Regions from separate parts of the Mus musculus genome. Here all the other regions are linked to region 2. A link is a loop called in an ENCODE intact Hi-C map of the cell type or tissue named here. Cell type or tissue: left cerebral cortex. All regions are shown on one strand.

The links. A loop is a pair of places that touch in the nucleus more often than their neighbours do. Peaks named below come from ENCODE experiments on the same cell type or tissue, not always from the same donor. Only the 100,000 strongest peaks of a DNase experiment are listed, where the experiment ranks them.
Region 1: it touches region 2 in a loop (4-fold over the local background); 6 of 42 quality-filtered maps call a loop at or near these places.
Region 3: it touches region 2 in a loop (13-fold over the local background); 4 of 42 quality-filtered maps call a loop at or near these places.

The regions. Positions count from the first base shown.
Region 1 is chr10:115,096,139-115,098,638 of GRCm38, reverse strand. The region is part of intron 8 of Tph2 (tryptophan hydroxylase 2); the gene reads left to right. Among named protein-coding and RNA genes, the nearest start is that of Tph2, 88 kb to the left of the region's middle. In left cerebral cortex, a CTCF peak has its summit at 1,286 (motif pointing right); a DNase peak (open chromatin) is centred at 1,295.
Region 2 is chr10:114,801,394-114,803,893 of GRCm38, reverse strand. It overlaps Trhde (TRH-degrading enzyme), which reads left to right and starts at 1,592. Exons shown (of 19, transcript NM_146241.3): 1 at 1,592-2,500. The coding sequence starts at 2,471. Gm15723 (predicted gene 15723) reads right to left here and starts at 2,168. Exons shown (of 2, transcript NR_155864.1): 1 at 1,631-2,168. In left cerebral cortex, a CTCF peak has its summit at 1,279; DNase peaks (open chromatin) are centred at 667, 1,399, 1,860, 2,169 and 1 more place; H3K4me3 peaks cover 2,459 bases; H3K27ac peaks cover 1,869 bases.
Region 3 is chr10:113,105,087-113,107,586 of GRCm38, reverse strand. No RefSeq gene overlaps it. Among named protein-coding and RNA genes, the nearest start is that of Gm22507, 170 kb to the right of the region's middle. In left cerebral cortex, a CTCF peak has its summit at 1,275 (motif pointing left); a DNase peak (open chromatin) is centred at 1,279.

The sequences.
Region 1 (2,500 bases), 290 kb before region 2:
ATCTAAGATCTCTCCATTTGAGTCCTGAGAGTTTCTCATCTCCCAGGTCTCTGGTGCATTTTAGAGGCCCCCCCCCCCTCGAGGTTGCATATTTCCATTCTGCTGGCCCTCAGGGCTTCTGTCCTGTCTCTCTGTACCCCTCGCCCCATACCTGATCATGTTTTCCCTTTCCCTTTCACCTCCCCTCTCCCACCCAGGTCTCTCCCTCTGACTCCTGTGATTGTTTTCTTCTCCTTCCCAAGTGGGATTGGAGCACCCTCACTTGGGCCCCACAGAGAGACCTTTTCCTATCATCACATGAAACCATTCTGTATTATGTTGGCATGATTTCACATTGGTGGACTTGACTCTTCCTTTTTTTTTTTTCCTGGATATTTTCTTTATTTACATTTCAAGTGTTTTCCCCTTTCCAGGTCCCCTCTTCAGAAACCCCCTATTCCATCCCCTCTCTCCCTGCCTCTATGAGGGTACTCCCCCACCCACCCACCCACTCCCATCCTCCCATCTTGCATTCCCCTATACTGGGGCATTGAACACCCTCAGGCCCGAGGACCTCTCCTCCCATTGATGTCCAACAAGACCATCCTCTGCCACATCTGTGGCCAGTGCCATGAGTCTCTCCATGTGTATTCTTTGGTTGGTGGTCCAGTCCCCAGTAAGCTTCGGGGTGCCTGGCCTGTTGACTCTGTTGCTCCCCACATGGGGCTGCAAACCCCCTCAGCTCCTTCAGTCCCTTCTCCATCTCCTCCATCGGGGACCCCCGAGCTCAGTCCGATGGTTGGCTGTGAGCTTCCTCTTCTGTATTTGTCAGGCTCTGGCAGAGCCTCTCAGGAGACAGCCATATCAGGCTTCTATCAGCAAGCACTTCCCAGCATCCACAATAGCGTACGGGTTTGATGGCTGTATATGGGATGGATCCCCAGGTGGGGCAGTCTCTGGATGGCTTTTCCTTCAGTTTCTGCTCCACACTTTGTCTCTATATTTCCTCCTGTGAGTATTTTGTTCCCCCTTCTGAAAAGCACTGAAGCATCCACATTTTGATCATCCTTCTTCCTTCTTCATAGGGTCTGTGAATTGAACCTTGGGTATTCCGAACTTTTGGGCTAACATCTGCTTATCAGTGTGTACATACCGTGTTTGTTCCTTTGTGACTGAGTCCCCTCACTCAGGATGATATTCTCATGTTCCATCCATTTTGCAGACTTGGTTCTTTCAAACTTTGATTGCTATCTATCAGGCTGGTATGTCTTGAGAGTGGTGTATTACCCTCAGTGATCTGAAGATGGCAGCATTGTGCACCCTATCTGTTTTTCCCTGAGCCCTCCCTAGGTGTGTTCCACAGCCCTTCAGAGTTCAGATTGTCGACACTCAGGCTGTCTTTTTCCGCTTAATGACTGTGAATGTAAATTACTCTGCTTTCTTCTGCGGAAGAGGCCCCATCTATCATTCCTGTTTTGGTTTTAAGCTAATGATTATATGTAATTATATTCAAATAAAATATTTACAAATAATTATATATCACTAGTGCGTAAAAGATTTAGAATTCATGATCGTCAGTGCTGATGAAAGGTAGCCTTCAATTTGGGAGGTGTTGGTTTTATTATTATTATTTGTTTCTGTTTCAAAGACATTAGCGGCCAAGAATCAGCAATTCTCTTTTGCAGGTGTTTTTACAAGGCTCAGTGTTTTTATTTTTTTTCTTTACCTCTTGCATATTTATTTTGTGATAATAGGTAGGATATTTGTCTGGAAAAATCTCAAGGGAATATATTATAGATCCACATCTGGAGAGTTCTGTGAGAAAAAGAAATTATATCTTAAAATTTCCAGAAGCAGTTAGCTGTCATTGAACTCTAAGACATTTTGGGGGGGGGGTGTCAATCAGTTCAACTCTAAGCTGGCTTTGCATAGGAAGCCAGGCGGTAGACATGTGTGGTCGGTCCCTCCCTTAAGTCAGTGATCTGACGGAGGTCTTCACTACTATTGAAAACAAAAAAAGCATCTCTAGTAAGTCCCTAATCCCAAATTTGCCAACACTTCAGTTTTAGATATGATTCTTCATTACTTATAATCTGTCAGCCACACACAGAGCTGACAATGGAAAGCCGTGTCAGAGCAAAAGGTCTGGTTCTATGAGGAAAGCAGGCTGCAGAAGCTGAAACCAGGGTTTTCTTTATGATGCATGCAGGAAGCCAGAGGGGAAGGTAGGCAGACAAGGACCAGATGGAGCCCTGTAAGGGCAGAGCTTTTGGAGGAACTCCCAGATGTGGAGAGGGGCCAGAGAGCTCTAGAGTCAGGGGATAGAAGATCCACAAGGCTCTTCTTCCCTTGGAGGCCATTCTGCTGCTAGAAGTGTATTAGCTAAGGATACACTGTATAATCCATCATCTCAACATTTGAGTCTTTGGTTAAACCAATGCAGGCCTTTTAATCCTTGCTATAAAATCAGACAGAAAGCCAAATCCAGGGGAAGATGCTGTGGCTGATGTGGTAGAGTTTT
Region 2 (2,500 bases):
AAGCAAGAACAAAGATGGTTCAAAACAGAGCAGAAAAAAGTAACTGGGACAGAATGTGGCATTTCCCCTGGTCTGTTGCTGGCGGCCCACATACAACATGCTTAAAAATACCCACCCTGGCACCCATCTTCCTTATTTATGATGATGCAAGTGGACATTTAGAAAGCATGGTATTGAGCAAGTACCCTAGCTAGGGATGAAGGGAAAAGAACTTCTGCAAGCAAGACTCCCAGTTTAAAGTTGATGTTGTGTAACTGAGCTCCTCTTATTGGCCAGGCTTTAACAATATCATTTTAAGCCTATTTTTCACTACCCCAAAGCTAATAGTCTCTCTCTTTCTCTCTCTCTCTCTCTCTCTCTCTCTCTCTCTCTCTCTCTCTCTCTGGAAAATAATGATGGTGATGATTTCTTAAATGCAATCTGGATTTAAACAAACAAAAGAAACATGTAAAGAGACATTTCTTCATTTTTTTTTAAATTGACTGAGCCAGTCATTAACTCTTTGTCGCCTTCGAGGCGGCTGTCTTTCTAAGCATTGTTTTAGTTACAACTCTATCAGCACATTTTGAAGTTTCGATAGCACACCCCCTCTACTCTAGTGGAGAGAACTCCAACAAACTCCTGAGAGTCCAAAGGCGGCCAGCAGGCTATATATGTCCTGTGCTTTGATGATTCTTGCTGTTAGCGTACACTGGGGGTTCATAACTGTTCTAATGAAGTTTAAACACTTTTCATGATGATACAGGGGAGTTGCAAAGAAGAATTGTGCCTAGGTGAAGTAAGACGCTGACAAGTCACGTGAGTATGGATTGATACACTGTCCTACTAATATCCAAAGTCATGGGGCCTCCACCCTCAGTTTTCCTTCCATTCGTTTCTGAATATTGTATTGTGGGCATCATGTTGTAATGCTTTCCCCAATCTCAGAATAAAATGCGTTCTATGGGGAATCCTTCTCTTGTCTTTAGTCTTTACTTACGGAGGAGGACTCTACTAGTTCATTGCTAGCCATTATTTCTGACTGCACACCTAGCTTCACTACACTGGTGTAATATATGCAGCCAGGCTTTGGAGAATTTATTTCAATTTACATACAGTCCTCTAAATCCTCTGGCGAGCTTGATGTGTGATCTGACACTGCCTCCCCAGCAGGCTCTGCCTTTGCTCTTGATGCTAATAGCCCAAGGCTCCAGTGGTCCCTCTGGGGAATCCGCAGTAGGGCTAAGGAGTCGGAAGAGGGGTGACTGCGGGGCTTGTTGCGCCGAAGATTTACAATGTACTCTTGCAGGCAGCTCAGCAACCCCCTCTGTGGCTGTGGGTGTCTGGTGTGACAGAGCGGAGAAAAGCTCTCTCTAATCTCCCAGTGCCTGCCTCTGTCGCTAAACCTCTCTCCTCCCTCCTGCCTTCCCTTCCTCCTCGCTTGCTCCCTCTCTCTGCTTCCCGTTTCTCCGGGAGTTTCAGTCCCTGAATGCAGCTGGAGTACCCTTGGCAAAATCTACACCCGGAGCCCGTGTACACACACACATACACGCACACGCGCGCACACACGCGCACACACATGCACACGCGTTGGCACACACGCACGCACTTCAGTTCTTCCCCCGGGGACGCGGCTCAGACCTTCATCTACCTGAAGTGGACACCCCGACCGGACACTTCTTCACTTGTCTTCTCTGGAGGGCAGAGCATCATCGGAACGCGGGAGGCTTGCTGCCCAGTCCGCAACCTCACGCCTTTTACCGCCACCACTGCTTAAAGTGTCCAGGGTGGAGAAGGCTTCTTCAGGACGGATGCTCCGCGGCCGTGGGACTTCCTCCGGCTAGCTTACTCCAGTCCTTTCCTCGGTCCTCTGGTCCATCCTCTCCTCTTCCACTGCGGGGTGGAAGGCTCCAGCGCCTTCCGGGCTGCCGCCGCTGCCACCGCCGCAACTGTTTTGGCGAGCACATCCCACCCAGAAGACGGAACAACGCTGCCAGAGTGCGGGGGGCTGGTGAAGCCCTAACTTGTCCCCCGACTCAGTCGCTCTCCCCAGCGCTCTCTGTCCTCTTGGCCGAGCCGAGGAGAGAGCAACCGCCGCCGCCACCCTGGTAGAGTGCGGCGCCCGGGAGGACAGGCGAGCCGCAGGCGCACAGGGGCGGGGGCGGCGTGTGCCCGGGCGCCCGGTGCTGGCCCGACGAGTAGCGCGCACCCGGCGAGCGACACGCTTCCCAAGTTGGGGCGCGTCCCAGAGCTGGTTGCCCGGCTATCCGCAGCTGTTGTCTGGAGAGAGGCGGGGCTGATGGGGGTCGTCTCGGTCGTCACTAGCCTCCAGAGTCTGTCTTGAGAGAATCTGAGCTGGCCTCCCTAGGGTCCCAGCCGGCGTCGCGCCCTCCGCCCGCGTGCGGTCTCCAATGACTGCGCTGGAGGTGGCCCGGGTGGCCCGCCCGCTAGGGGTGTCGGAGGGGGCGGGGGAAGAGGAGGAGGCGGTGTGATGGCCCTGGACGGCGAGAGGGGGGAGCAA
Region 3 (2,500 bases), 1.7 Mb after region 2:
CACACTTGTAGCATATGTAAGTTATGCATGTGTATATAGAGACCAGTTGTCAACCTCAATGGTTATTCCACAAGACCTACCCAAAGATACTACCAGCAAGTAGACAGAATGGCTAGGCAGTGAACCTGTCTCTCACCACTCATAACTAGAATTAAAAACACATAGCAACACATGGGGGCAGGGAAGTTAGACAAGGATGATTCTTGGGATCCACAGGAGATGGAAGTAGGGATCAGGCATGGTAAGGAAGGCAGCCACAAGTGTTTTTCTACAAGCTGAGGATAAGACTGGGGAATTGAATCTGGGAGAATACAGAGCAGAGGGGTGTCTGCAGGCAGCAGCCTATCTGATTTTCTGACAGGCATGGCCTTTGGGTTAACAGGGGGATCCTACTGGATTTGAGGGTTGGGGGAGAGACATTAGAAGGGGGAGATCTGTAGAATCCACGAGAGACAGAACAAGGGGGCAGGAGAGATTTCTAAGTGTGCTCTGTTGCAAAACTAGGGATGACGCTAAAGAAATGATTCTGGGAGAACTCAGAGAATAGAATGTGTCTGCAGTCTACCTGGTTTCTGGCAGGCGTAGCCTCTAGGTTAGCTTGGAGGTGTCAGCTGAAGTTAGCAACTGTTTTCTTGTTCTGTTACACTGCTTTTTTTTTTTCCCCCAGTGAATGTCTGCATATTTCATTCATCTCATTTCTATTGTTTCCTCGATTCCCCACCACATGACAACTTTCTACATGTATGGTCTTCACTAATGTATAAATTCCAAAAGAACGGGGCTTTGCCTCCCCCAGCCTGCTTTATTCTATTGCTGATTCGGCAGAAACCTTCCCAGTGAAACACTTCTATGAAGACGGCATTTCTGTAATGTTTAGTGGCGTGATCTTAGTGAACATTTTCACTTTTATCCAATTCTGGTTCCTTCTACACCACAGAAATCTCAACGCAACAAAATATCCCATTGTAAGTCCTGAAACATTAAAGGGATCTAGAATAAGAGTTCACCAATGCATCAACAGAGACGTTTACTCTGTTAAATGCTTCATTCTCTCATGATTATATTAATTTGTTTTTATTTTATTTTATTTTATTTTATTTTATTTTATGTTTTTGAGTCTGTTAGATTTCACCGCAAGATAAGAAAGCAGAATGACAGTTGGAAGAGTTTCCTGGAAGGAAGAGCAAAAGACTCAGAAGATAAAGACCAGGAGGTGGAGTAGGGACAAAAACCTCACCTATGCCATCTAAAGATTCATACCACCCTCTTGTGGTAGAGGTAATCCTAACAATCCCTGAGCATCTCTCAAATTAACCAGAGGCCCTCTCTATACCACCTGCCTATCATGGTTAACCCAGCAGAGCCCAGCTAGTTAGGGGGCAGGAAGCCAATTGGAACAAAAACAGGACTCTGAACAACAGTAGATAATGAAAGGGTTTAGGACAGCAATCTAACACCCGGCAATTCCCAGGAACCTTTTATCTCAGCAAGCTGGGAAGAATTTTGGTCCCCATTTGTTTTCACCTAGGAAAAACATCTCCTCAGCAACAGGAGTTCCAGAAAGTGTCTGCCAAGTCCATGTCAGCCTTGGCACATGTTCAACACTGAGCCATACAGCCCATTAAACATCACACTACAAGAGAACATCCTGTGTCCACCAATATCCTTGCTAGTCCCTGTTGAAAGGCAAAGGCTTCCTAAGTGGCTGACAGATGGACTGATAAGATTCAGTGTTTCTGTCCTAACTCAGGGTGGTGCAACCATTGCTAGTTTGCTTGCTTCCCCTGAGAACACATGTTTGAATTGTAATCTAATCTTATTAATATTTTCCTTTTCATTTTTTACTGTTATGCTTTGTCCTTGCCTGTCAGATGTATTCTTCCACTGTTTATTATTTACCTATATTCCTACTTATTTCAGTACTTTAAAAAATACACTTTGTGCTCCACTCAAGACAGCAAGAATGTGAAGATAAGAAGAAAAGGGGGAACAGCATTCTTTCAAATATGGTTTATGTAGGTTCATAAACATTTAAACTTAATATTGCAACATGTTGAAACATCTACTCAGGAATTTGGAGATGTGACTCATTCTTTCCTTTACAGAGAAACCATCCATCTGCTTATATTTTGGCCACGGTAATGGCTATTCCTAGTTCAACTTGACTATATCTGGAATGAACTACTATCCAGAATTGGAGGAATTACCTTTGATCCTGATATTGAAGCTGGAAGACACAAGTTTCTGACCCGGATCTTGGCATGGAGATCTTGAGGCATAGTGGCCATGAAAAATTTAAGCCTAGGCAAGGTACTACACACCTCTAATCCCAGGAGACTGAGGCAAGGAGATCTCCGTGTTCATGGTCAGCCAAGGACAAAGAAAGTCCCAGATCCAGGCATGGTGGTACACACCTTTAATCTGGACCACACCTTTTGCTGGAGGCCTACATGAGAACATTGGAAAACTTACTCTTCTTAGCCTGCTTTCACTTACTTGC